2 separate regions of the Homo sapiens genome follow, and region 1 is linked to region 2. A link is a contact called in ENCODE Hi-C data. All regions are on one chromosome and are shown on one strand. The core of a region is the stretch at or near the end of the contact, and the rest is flanking DNA. Distances in the headings are between cores, read along the strand shown.

Region 1 (6,800 bases), core at 3,524-6,023, 170 kb before region 2:
GCTGCAAAAAACATACGTGTGCATGTGTCTTTATAGTAGAATGATTTATAATCCTTTGGGTCAGATGGTATTTCCAGTTCTAGATCCTTGAGGAATCGCCACAATGTTTGAACTAATTTACACTCCCATCAACAGTGTAAAAGCATTCCTATTTCTCCACATCCTCTCCAGCATCTGTTGTTTCCTGACTTTTTAATGATCACCAAACTGACATGAGATGGTATCTCATTGTGGTTTTGATTTGCATTTCTCTAATGATCAGTGATGATGAGCTTTTTTTTCATATGTTTGTTGGCCGCATAAATGTCTTATTTTGAGAAGTGTCTGTTCATATCCTTTGTCCACTTTTTGATAGGTTTGTTTTTTTTCTTGTAAATTTGTTTAAGTTCTTTGTAGATTCTGGATATTAGCCCTTTGTCAGATGAATAGATTGCAAAAATTTTCTCCCATTCTGTAGGTTGCCTGTTCACTCTAATGATAGTTTCTTTTGCTGTGCAGAAGCTCTTTAGTTTAATTAGATCCCATATGCCAATTTTGGCTTTTGTTGCCATTGGTTTTTGTGTTATAGTCATGAAGTCTTTGCCCATGCCTATGTCCCGAATGGTATTGCCTAGGTTTTCTTCTAGGGTTTTTATGGTTTTAGGCCTTACTTTTAAGTATTTAATTCATCTTGAGTTAATTTCTGTATAAGTTGTAAGGAAAGGGTCCAATTTCTGTTTTCTGCACATGGGAATCCTTTCCCCATTGCTTGTTTTTGTCAGGTTTGTCAAAGATCAGATGGTTGTAGATGTGTGGCATTATTTCTGAGGCCTCTGTTCTGTTCCATTGGTCTATATATCTGTTTTGGTATCAATACCATGCTGTTTTGGTTACTGTAGCCTTGTAGTATAGTTTGAAGTCAGGTAACGGGATGCCTCCAGCTTTCTTCTTTTTACTTAGGATTGTCTTGGCTATATGGGCTTGTTTTTGGTTCCATATAAAATTTAAAGTAGGTTTTTCTAATTCTGTGAAGAAAGTCAATGGTAGCTTGAAGGGGATAGCATTGAATCTATAAATTACTTTGGGAAATATGGCCATTTTCATGATATTGGTTCTTCCTATCCATGAGCATGGAATGTTTTTCCATTTGTTGTGTCCTCTCTTATTTCCTTGAGCAGTGGTTTGTAGTTCTCCTTGAAGAGGTCCTTCACATCCCTTGTAAGTTGGATTCCTAGGTATATTATTCTCTTTGTAGCAATTGTGAATGGGAGTTCACTCATGATTTGTCTCCCTGTTTGTCTATTATTGGTGTATAGGAATGCTTGTGATTTTTGAACATTGATTTTGTATCCCGAGACTTTGCTGAAGTTGCTTATCAGCTAAAGGAGATTTTGGGCTGAGACGATGGGCTTTTCTAAGTATACAATCATGTCATCTGCAAACAGGTACAATTTGACTTCCTCTCTTCCTATTTGATTACATTTTATTTCTTTCTCTTGCCTAATTGCCCTGGCCAGAACTTCCAGTAGTATATTGAATAGGAGTGGTGAGAGAGGGCATCCTTGTCTTGTGCCAGTTTTCAAAGGGAGTGCTTCCAGCTTTTGCCCATTCAGAATGATATTGGCTGTAGGTTTGTCATAAATAGCTTTTATTATTTTGAGATATGTTCCACCAATACCTAGTTTATTGAGAGTTTTTAGCATGAAGAGGTGTTGGATTTTACCAAAGGCCTTTTCTGCATCTATTGAGATAATCCTGTGGTTTTGGTCATTAGTTCTGTTTATATGATGGATTGTTTATTGAGTTGCTTATGTTGAACCAGCCTTGCATCCCAGTTATGAAGCCAACTTGATTGGGATGGGTAAGCTTTTTGATGTGCTGCTGGATTTGGTTTGCCAGTATTTTATTGAGGATTTTCAAATCAAAGTTCATCAAGGGTATTGGCAAATTTTCTTTTTTTGTTGTGTCTCTGCCAGGTTTTGGTATCAGGATGATGCTGGCCTCATAAAATGAGTTAGGGAGGATTCTCTCTTTTTCTATTGATTGGAATACTTTCAGAAGGAATGGTAGCAGCTCCTCCTTGTACCTCTGGTAGAATTCGGTTGTGAATCTATCTGTTCCTGGGCTTTCTTTGGGTTGCCAGGCTAATAATTACTGCCTTAATTTCAAAAAATGTTAAGGGCAGCCAGAGATAGGTCAGGTTACCTACAAAGGAAAGCCCATTAGACTAACATCAGATCTCTCTGCAGAAATCCTACAAGCCAGAAGAGAGTGGGGGCCATTATTCAACATTCTTGAAGAAAAGAATTTTCAACCCAGAATTTCATATCCAGCCGAACTAAGTTTCATAAGCAAAGGAGAAATAATATCTTTCATAGAGAAGCAAATGCTGAGAGATTTTTTCACCACCAGGCCTGCCTTACTAGAGCTCCTGAAGGAAGCACTAAATATGGAAAGGAAAAACTAGTACCAGCAACTGCAAAAACACACCAAATTGTGAAGACCATGGACACTATGAAGAAACTGCATCAACCAATGGGCAAAATAACCAGTTAGCATCATAATGACAGGATCAAATTCACACATAACATTGTGACCTGGAATTAATGTAGTGGGCTAAATGTAATGTAATGGGCTAAAAAATGTAAATGGGCTAAATGCCCCAATTAAAAGACACAGACTGGCAAATTGGATAAAGAGTCAAGAACCATTGGTGTGCTGTCTTTAGGAAACCCCTCTCATGTGCAAAGACACACATATGCTCAAAATAAAAGGATGGAGGAATATTTACTAAACAAATGGAAAGCAAAAAATTTGCAGGGGTTTCAATCCCAGTCTTTGACAAAAAAAGACTTTAAACCGACAAAGATCAAAAAAGACAAAGAAGAGCATTACATAATGGTAAAGTGGTCAATGCAACAAGAAGAGCTAACTTCCCTAAATATATATGCACCCAATACAGGAGCACACAGATTCATAAAGCAAGTTCTTAGATACCTACAAAGATACTTAGACTCCCACACAACAATAGCTGGAGTCTTTAACACCCCACTGTCAATCTTAGACAGATCAATGGACAGAAAATCAACAAGGATATTTCAGGACTTCAACTCAGCTCTGGACCAAGCAGACCTAACAGACATCTACAGAACTATCCACCCCAAATCAACAGAATATACATTCTTCTCAGCACCACATCACACTTATTCTAAAATTGACCACATAATTGGAAGTAAAACACTCCTTCAGCAAATGCAAAAGAATGGAAATCATAACAAACAGTCTCTCAGACCACAGTACAATCAAATTAGAACTCAGGATTAAGAAACTCACTCAAAACTGCACAACTACATGCAAACTGAACAACCTGCTCCTGAATGAATACTGGGTAAATAATGAAATTAAGGGAGAAATAAATAAGTTATTTGAAACCAATGAGAACAAAGATACAATGTACTAGAATCTCTGGGACACAGCTAAAGCAGTGTTTAGAGGGAAGTTTATAGCACTAAATGCCCACAGGAGAAAGCAGGAAATAACTTTTAGATATTTCGACACCCTAACCCCACAATTAAAACAACTAGAGAAGCAAGAGCAAACAAATTCAAAAGCTAGCAGAAGACAAGAAATAACTAAGATCAGATTAGAACTGAAGGAGATAGAGACGTGAAAAACTCTTCAAAAAAAAATGAATGAATCAGGGAGCTGGTTTTTTGAAAAGATTAACAAAATAGACCACTAGCCAGACTAATAAAGAAGAAAAGAGAGAAGAATCAAATAGACAGAATAAAAACGGATAAAGCAGATATCACCACTGATCCCAAAGAGATACAACCAACCATCAGAGAATACTATAAATACCTCTATGCAAATAAACTAGAAAATCTACAAGAAATGGATACATTCCTGGACCCATACCCCCTCCCAAGACTAAACCAGGAAGAAGGTGAATCCCTCTATTATAATTTTTATATTCTTCTTCCTCCAGGAAGTTTTCTTTGAATTCCAGACCTAACTACCATCTTCCCCTACAATCTCTTACAAACCAACTGTATGCTAACATTGATTCCTCATTGCAGAAAAGAACCAATAATAACAGTGGAGTAATACACAAGAGTGAACATTCTGTTCCATTCTTCCTTTCTCCCCTTTACTTACGGTCTCTTTCTTTTACTAGTATGAGGGGTAGCCAAATAGGATTTGTAAACAGGTCTCCTATTTTAGAAAGAGTGGTTCATTGTTTTTTATTTAGGTTCCAGAAATGGATGGAGCTATTTGATACTGCTAGAATTAATTCCAGGTCACAATTCACATTATGAAAGGAAAGATACACAGTTGGTTAAAACATAGCACATGCCATCTGAAAACACAGAGTATGCAGATAAGTCTGCATGTAAACCTGGAATTAACTGCCTGTTATTTCCAGATAAAACCTGTGAGGCCCTCACTGGCCAGCGTGTTAATGAGACCTTCCCTTCCCTGTGTCCACACCAAATGCTCATCTCATTGAAGATGCCTACTGTGCGCTAATGATTTCCTGCATTGACCTTTAACCCCATATGCCCCAAACTCCTCTAGAAATTTTTTAGAACTGCAATATTGAAGCTCTTTTAGGAAACCCCACACACTGCAGTTTGCTTCCTATGAAAGACTTCCTGTGGATGAGCCGGGGCACTGGCGTGCCCTATAGAGCATCCTCACACAAGGACAAAAACAACTGTGTGCTGAAACTTAGAATAACCTTTCCCCATGAGTCAGAATTGACTTACACAACTTAGACATTCTCCCTGGAACACGATCAAATGTCATCTTTCTCCTCCCGTTTCTCCTCAAGAGCTGGAAGGGTTAGAGGCAGCCTGTTTCTAACAAAAACACTACCATTTAGGGGTTTGGTGGTTAACGTTAAGTCTTGCCTTCAAAAGCTTACAGAACTATGGGGAAGTAAACTCAGAAATTTATAATTAAGTATGGCATCTACTGTAATATGCATTAAACACTATCAGGTTTTCCTTCTTGTAGGTTCCTCCAAACATTATGAAGCTGTCTTGATCACTCTTGCTTGGCTTTGGAGACAGTAACCAGGAAAAAGTATAGCTTCTCTTTATGAACCCTGCAATCCCTCAAAAGATGACCACTCCCCACCCACTCCCCCCCCGCCAACACACACACTTCATTAATTGTCTTGTGACAGGGCAGAGTGACAAATGATGTAATTCTGAAAGAGGCATATTTGTGTGGTGAGACACAGGGATTTCAGGGCAAAAGAGTCTCACGTTGAAGCCCTGGATCTAACACTTACTTTTTCTATAATGTTGGGTTTTATCTCTCTGCACCTCAGCTTTCTCTGTTGTAAAATAGGCATCATAAAAATTGCCTACCTCTTAAGGTGCTGTGTACATCAAATGAGTGAAAACACATGCTTGGGACAGTGCATGGCCTGTAATAAGTCCTACCTAATTGTTAGTGGACATTCTCAGTGGACTAAAGATAACAATCAAAGATGCACAGGGCAACATATGGCTTGCACCAGACTCTTTAGAAGGTCAAAGAAAGAGCATGACCCATGGTATTCAGCCTTTGCATTTGTAGCAATACCACCGGAGTGGAGCCTCTTCCACACACAGCTTCAACTACTTCCTCTAAATTGACAGTGCTATGTCAGGTCCAGATCACTGTCATGGTCTCCTGTCCAAGGCACATACTTTCTCACTTATCAGTGACCCCTGAACACTGGATAGAAACATCAAAAACTGAACCTGTCCCATGGCCCTTTCCTTCTTCTATATTCACAAATACTCCACATTGAGTAAAGGAAGTTTGGTCCTGTTTCAATGAGTGGTCTTTCCATCTGCCCTCATCCCACATGCCAGGAATCTGGATGAGGCTGTCAGACACATCTCCTCACTTTTCACATGCATTAGTCTTCCTAGCTCTGGGCCTAAACTGTCTCATGAATTCACCTCTCTCTAATTCTCCTCTCCCAGCAGAGCCTCAACAGTACCCTAAAGTTGATCTGCAATATCTGTTGTCAAATTTATCCTGTACAAACCAACTACATCCTCACTCTCCTGGCCTGCAGAGAGAACAATAAATGACCCAGTTTCAGTCAATTAGACATGCCTGCCTTGGACTTTTCATCGAGAGAGTGATAAAAAGAAGCTGACCTATGAAGCCCAACTGAGCAGAAACAAAGGGAAGAATATTTTCAGCCCAGACAAAGGTAGCTCACTAACTTATATGTGAAGATTATTCAAGCACATACATTTGGCAGAGCAGTGACCACCGTGTAACTAAGAAAGTCTAGGGAGGTGGGAGTACTGCTCAAGATGTGTCTGGAAGGACAGGCAGAGGCTTCGTTACTAAAAAGCCTGTGTGCCTGCTTAGGTACACACATCGTCTTCAGGAAATTGTTAAATAACTGTGAGCTGGCATTGCCAAGATTTAGCACTTAATCTATAAACACTAAAAGATTTTCACATGCGCAGTTTAAAAAACTCATCCAATGGTGTGTCAGGTGAAACCTTATAAAACTGTAACAGAAACCAGCTGTGTGTGCGGACTCCCAGCACGTCCATGTTCATTTCTGGCTCAGCAGAGTGTGAAGGACGTGGTTTGGGGATAGAAAGCTGCTGGCACAGGACACCTGGGCTCCAACCAGGAAGTAAGAGAACCGAGAAGGGAAAGGCAATCCAGGGGTGGGAATCCAGCCTCCCTGGGTTCAGGCACAGTTCAATCTGAGTTTAAAGTGAATACTTGGGACATTTATTATCTTATCTGAGTAAGTTATCTGCTTCTTAAGAGTGATGAGCTCATTTTTATGG
Region 2 (6,909 bases), core at 2,451-4,950:
AAAATGCAATATTTTAAATATTTTACTTGGCCACGTCATCTGAGATGCAGGTCAGTATCTGCCCCAAAGGTGACTCAATGCACCATCTTCCATTTTATGCTGTCTGTGACTCTACCTGGCCTCAGCATCTCCAGCCTTCTCTGAGGTTCTAGGAAGAGAGCTGAGCTGACCTCTCCTGTCAGCAAGTGCTCTGGGGCCCTCTGGCTTCAAGTCCAAAGGAACCTGGCACTCTACTCTGCCCCAAGAAGCAGCGGGGTTATTAGAAGACCATGATTATGGCCGTAAAAGTAAAATGGAACTGGCTTTTCCTATTTTATGAAGAAAAGTAACATTTAAGTTAGAAATCATCATAGGGAAACTTCCTGAGTAGTTGGAAGGACTGGAGAAAGACTTTCCAGGAATGACACCAATTTCCTGGCACAGATGAGAAGTCAGCCGTCACCCACAGCCACAGCTGAGCATCCAACATTAGGAACTCGGCTTGACTTGACTGATGCAGCCATTAGCACTGACACCTTCCTAAGCCTTGAATTTGACATTAAACTCCTGAGAAGCCATTACTGCAGCTGCTGCCACTGTAGACAGCCTGCTCCTCTACCCCAGCCAGCACAGACTAGTCTATGTTGCCCACTTCAGAAACAAAACCCAGGCCCTGTATGACTGAGTGTCAGCCAACATCACAGACCTGTGTCCCAGCTGCAAAGGGGGCTGAAAACATGAGTCACGAAGTCCACGTGAAAGGGTCCCATCATCGGTGACATTGTGAAAGGTTAATGGAGAAATATGGATAAGGTACTAAAATATAAAAGGCAGTCAGGAGTACCACACATGACCACAGCAGGCTGTGGAATCCACAGAACTGGGCTGGCTCCCATCCCTGATTCCACACTTGGTGTTTGATAAATGGTAGTGAGTGCAACCCAGTGGGTTCACTTTGCCCACTGCCCAGAGAGAGCCGATTTATCAAGACAGGGGAATTGCAATAGAGAAAGAGTAACTCACAGAGAGCCTGTGGTGCAGGAGACAGGAGTTTTATTATTACTCAAATAGTCTCCTTGAACGTTCGAGGATCAGAGTTTTTAAGGACAGCTTGGTGGGTGGGTGGAAGCCAGTGAGCCTGGAGTGCTGATTGGTCAGGTCAAAGATGAAATCATAGGAAGTCGAAGCCGTCTTCGCGCTTTGAGTCCGTTCCTGGGTGGGGTCCACAAGATCAGATGAGCCAGTTTATCAATCTGGGTGGTGCCAGCTGATCCATCAGGTTCAGGGTCTGCAAAATATCTCAAGCACTGATCTTAGGAGCAGTTTAGGGAGGGTCAGAATCCAGCTGCATGACACCTAAACCATAATTTCTAATCTTGTGGCTAATTTGTTAGTCCTGCAAAGGTAGTCTAGTCCTCAGGCAAGAAGGGGGTTTGTTTCGGGAAAGGGCTGTTCTTGTCTTTGTTTTAAATGATAAACTATAAACTAATTTATTCTCAAAGTTAGTTCAGCCTACGTCCAGGAATGAACAAGGACAGCTTGGAGGTGAGAAGCAAGATGGAGTTGGTTAGGTCAAAGCTCTTTCCACTGTCTCAGTTACACTTTTGCAATGGCAGTTTCACACATATTAGTATTCAGAGTTCAGGGCTCTCTTACAATGCCTTTCCCCAATCTTAGGATTCAGGGCTGCTCTGCAACACATTTTTTCCCTCTTTCAATCTGAAATTTACGGCTCAGCAGAGTAAAAGGGGCTAAGTAGACAGGAAGTCTACTTTACTTTTTAAATTTTCTTTACTTTACTGTCATCCTTGATGCCAAACTATACCCTTGGAGACGTTCCCTTAAACATCTCATTCTTTTCTTGCATCAAGCACAACCACAAAACCCTTTTTTATTATTAAAAATTTCCTATATTCTGACCTCATTCCTTATTTCTATTGTTAGGCAATCCACTTCCACTCAAAAAAAGGCATTAGGCAAATGTGTGACACATTGTGTTTGAATTCTGTGCCTGGTATTATTAGCTACATGACCTTGACCAAGTCACCACTTTCTATTATGTCATCAGCAAAATTGCTGTAAGGTTGCCTGAAGATTTAAATGGGGTAATTCATGTAAAAGTATCTGGTACTTATTAGATTCTCAATAAAGACTGATTTCATTCCTCAATGTATGTAAAAATATCTGGTACAGTATGCAGCATACAACAGGCACTTAAAACATGTGTTTATATTTTCTGTATTTTAAATTAAAAATTCAGAAATATCATATGAAAATATGTCCACTTCACTTGAAGTCTCACTGAAAACAAGAAGCAATGCAGCATCATGTGTTCACATAAACCTGTGGATTTAGTCCTGTCTTAGCTCATTCAGGCTCTATAACAAAAGTACTACAGACTGGGTGGCTTTACCAACAAACATTTATTTCTCACAATTCTGCATACCGAAAAGTTCAAGATCAAGGTGCCAGCAAGTTTGGTATCTGGGGAGGTCCTGCTTTCTGCTTCACAGAGGGCAACTTCTTGCTGTGTCACCACATGGTGGAAGAAGCAAAGAAGATCCCTTGGGCCTATTTTATAAGGGCACTAATCCTGTTCATGAGGATCCACCCTCACAAGCTCATCTATCCCTAATCATCTCACAATGGCTCCACCTCCCATGATGATATGAATTTTGTGGGGACAAAATGTTCAGTCTATAGCAATCCCCATTTGCAGAAAAGAACTGAGGTTCTGAAAATGGAGAGATAGTACCAAATTGGCCATGAAAGAATAAAACAAAACAAAACAAAACAAAACCCCATGGTCTCTCCTGACGTGAGTTGATGAATCACCTAGCAGTCTGGAGATGAACTGTCTGCAAAAGGTCAAGATAAGGTGGGCTGCCACCAGGAGAAGATCGAGGAATGCAAAGCTGCATTCCTTCAGAAACAAAAATAGGCCCGGGCTATAGCAAGATGTGATTCTAAGGACCTGAAGATTAAATTGTAAAATTCCTTCTAGAGAAACTCTCTTCAACAGCTAGGGATAATAATAATATGTTCCTGAAGTCAAAACTGACTTGAAAATCTGTAGGCATTGCAAGGACTGCTCGCTGAAATGACAGACACATACATTTTATTTCTATAGCTCCTGGATCATTATGCAATGTATGGGAACATAGCTCAGAACACTAAGCCACCACCAAGGGGGAAAATCAGCAAATTCAACCATGAGCATCAGTATGACCTCTGTATGTGGGATGGATCAGGACATTGCTCATCAGAAATGAAGCAATAGTATTTCATCGGTTTTGATATTGGTATCAATAAATGTGTAAATTGATTTATCAGGCCTATTACTTTTTGTCAGCTCTTTCTTATTAATCTTGAAATAAATCTTAGTATATAACAATGTTCTAGGCTTCTGGCTATAATGGACCTTGTCCTTTTCCTATGTTATATACAAGAAAAGAGATACCTGATTATCAGAAAAAAATATATATTTTCTGATGATTCACAAAGTCACAAGTTCTGGGAAAGTGAAATAGTTTTGAAGTAAGTAAAAATTTGGTCATGAGTACAGGATTTGGCCAAATGACAAGATAATTTGTGGGTGAAGAAATTCCTGGATCTTGGATTGGAATAGGGTTAGGTTATAACTTAGTGGGCCCTTGTTGTATTTAATATGTGACTCAGAGCCTGTTAATCTTGCTGTGTTGGGTTTCTCTGGGAGAAGTAGCATTTGTGATTCATTGTGGACCTAAGAATCTTCTTATTTTTAATCATATTTGGGAAAGTTTTTTCAATAACCATCTTGATGTTTTATTCCATGGCAACACTGTCTTACTACAGCCACAATGTTGGGACCTTCTTGTCTTATCTTTAAAACAAACAAAAAAATTCTTTACATCTGGTTTAGTCTAACATGAAGTGTTTAAGTTTCCTGGAAGGAATTAGTGAATCTATGAACTCTGCATGACACATAAAACAATAAAACAAACTATGCCCCTTGCACAATAAGATTAATATTGGCAAAATGAACTGATATAAAAAGATTTTTTAAAAACAAAAAATTAAATTTTTTAAAAAATAATTTACAATGAAACTTACAAAAAATTTAGGAATTTTGTTTTAAAATAATTCACAGTGGAACTTGGAAAACTGTATATTTCAAATACCACATATGTAATTCCTGAGATAATATATGTATATTTGTACATATCTTTTTGAAATGAGCAAAATCAATTTGAATTTAGTAATTTAAGATTATTGGACACCAAAGTGGCCTTGTTTTGATGGACTTTATTTTTGGGTGTAATGTAAAACTCATAGCAAAATTGAGTGAAAAATATAGAGATTTTTCCATAAACCTCCTAGCCCACACCCCCTACCCCCACAGACTCTCCACTATCAACATCTCCCATCAGAGTGGAACATTTGTTAGACTTGATGAATCTACAATGACCCAACATTATTAACCAAAGATCACTCCTGATGTACATTCTGTGGGTTTGGACAAATGTATAATGACATGTATGCACCATTACAGCATCATACAGAAGACTTTCACTGCTTTAATAATCTTCTGTGTTCTGCCTATCTGAACTAGCTTTTATTTATTTATTTTGTTATTACCATATGTGTATTTATTATAAAATTCCAATAATATGGAACTAGCAAAAGTAGAAAGTCAAAGGTCCCTAAAGTCTCTCATGTTCCCATCACCCCAGCAAAGACAATCTCAACTGAAATTGAACCATAATTTCTCCAGCTTCATAATCTTTGGCCTTAAAAACTTTTTGTGTGTACTGTACAAAAATACCTAACTATGGGATGTCACGAATATATTCTTCTGCATTTTATTCTATGAGCTTTTCCATTTCTCCCTTCTTTTTCAGAGGAAAATAGAGATCAGGACCTATGTATCTCCATAGAGAGATTAAATTGCTCTAGTGCCATTTGTTAAAAAAGATTTTGCCTTTTTTGTACGTTGATCAAAATTAAATAGACTGTTCTGATTTCACCTCAGGCTTTTAAAGTATTCAAAAGTTGACATTCCCTTCTTCACAACAAAAAAAAATTTAAAAAATAAAAATGAACAATTTGACTTTGACCCATTAGAGAGTGAAGTCACAGGACAAACCACCATCTAGAAACCTGAGAAGATAAGTGCCTGTAAAATATACAATGTTTGAAAAATAAATTTTATATGTGAAGAAAAATAAAACAGATGCCCTACTTTTTTTAATTTTTTTTTTTTTTGAGACAGAGTTTTGCTCTTGTTGCCCAGGCTGGAGCGCAATGGCAGGATATCGGCTCACCGCAACCTCTGCCTCCTGAGTTCAAGCTGATTCTCCTGCCTCAGCCTCCCGAGTAACTGGGATTACAGGCATGCGCCACCACACCCAGCTAATTTTGTATTTTTAGTAGAGATGGGGTTTCTCCATGTTGGTCAGGGTTGTCTCAAACTCCTGACCGCGGGTGATCCACCTGCCTCAGCCTCCGAAAGTGCTGGGATTACAGGCGTGAGCCACTGCATCCAGCCCAGATTCCCTACTTTACACCACATTCCCAAGTGGATTCCAGCATATTAGAGGTTTGGATATAAAATATAACAGAGTAAAGTTAATAGAAGAAGTTAATAGAATAAATTATAGGATTATATTTTTGACTCCCAAAAGAAAATCCATTAAGTAAAATATTTATTAATTTTATTAAATGAAAATTAAATTCCTATTTAAAATTAAGGATGTAGACTTCCATTTTCAACTCTGACATGTAACAGATGGGAAGTCATCACTTCTGTCCTTAACAACAAGAAAAAAGCTGGACAATGTAAAAATCAGTGACCTTTTTTGGACCCATCAGATAACTGAGATCACAGAGCAAACAACCACCTCAACACACGGAACAGTGAATGCATCTAAAGAGATAAAGCAGATGAGATCTGTTTATCTAAAGAGAAAGCCGTGGTACCCCATAATCCTGTAGGAACATGAAACTAGAGGCTGAGTGTGGGCTGCATGAGGGTGAGAAGTTCCTGAGTCATTAGTCATATGTGGGTCACACTTTCTTAAGCTTTTTTCCATATGACCCACCACCTACTACACTCTCATGAGAGGACTCCCCAACTCCTCTCTCTCTCCTCTCCACTTTCTTTTTTCCTTCCCTATCCTGGCCTCACCTCTCTTTGGCCCTGGCAGTAAAGGGGAAAAGTGGTCATCATGAAATCTTCTCTAACCTTTCTTCCTTCCAATACAGAAGGCTTAATTCCAGTGATTCCACATGACAAGAGTGAAATTCAGTCCCAACTAGTGGGGGAGAACTCTACCCTGTTTCAGTACTGCTCAAAATGCCCTTCCTCTGTCACCTCAGGCAAGGAAATAAACACACACAAAAAAACATAATTTATAGGGGGAGGGCTCCAAAGGCACAGATTTCAAAGGTTGTTAGCTACATGGGAGGAATGAATTAGATTACAGGGAAAGTTTTAACCCCGAATGAGGGAACTTTGAAGGCCTACACCTCAAGATAGCCCATTATGAACCCCAAAGGATGTAAATTAATCAAAAGATTAGAGATTTCTTCTCTTCAAACACACATAACCTAGAAATATGTTAGGAAACTTTTAGTAAAAATAACAGTAGACTACAGCAAGAAGTGCAAGAAAGTCACTCTCTCTGAGGACTAGAACAAATGGAAGCCACAAAACCAAGAGAAGAGAAAAAACAGGGACAATAGAGAAATTGCATGCCTCTACTGCCTGTAGGAATAAGAAACATCAAACAGCCCAACTCTTAAAGGCTTATTTAATCTCAGTATTTATTACCCCACACAACAAAAAATTTACAAGCCATGCTAAAAAGGCAAGAAAAACACAGTCTAAAGAGACAAAACAATTATCAGAACCAAACACCAGTATGGCATAGATGTTGGAATAATCAAACA

What was found. A loop is a pair of places that touch in the nucleus more often than their neighbours do. Pooled maps may share reads with other maps.
Region 1: a loop to region 2 is called in a map of Calu3, with 2.1 times the contacts of the local background. The contact joins two enhancer-like sites. A Hi-C loop is called at or near these places in 2 of 168 maps with a recorded cell type or tissue (Calu3 and transverse colon) and 1 of 50 pooled maps.

Annotation. Positions count from the first base shown.
Region 1 is chr7:46,557,329-46,564,128 of GRCh38, reverse strand. No RefSeq gene overlaps it. Among named protein-coding and RNA genes, the nearest start is that of IGFBP3, 640 kb to the right of the region's middle. Within about 2 kb of position 4,773, at least 3 of the 41 ENCODE cell types and tissues checked have a DNase peak (open chromatin) inside an H3K27ac peak, as active enhancers do.
Region 2 is chr7:46,382,907-46,389,815 of GRCh38, reverse strand. No RefSeq gene overlaps it. Among named protein-coding and RNA genes, the nearest start is that of IGFBP3, 470 kb to the right of the region's middle. Within about 2 kb of position 3,700, at least 2 of the 41 ENCODE cell types and tissues checked have a DNase peak (open chromatin) inside an H3K27ac peak, as active enhancers do.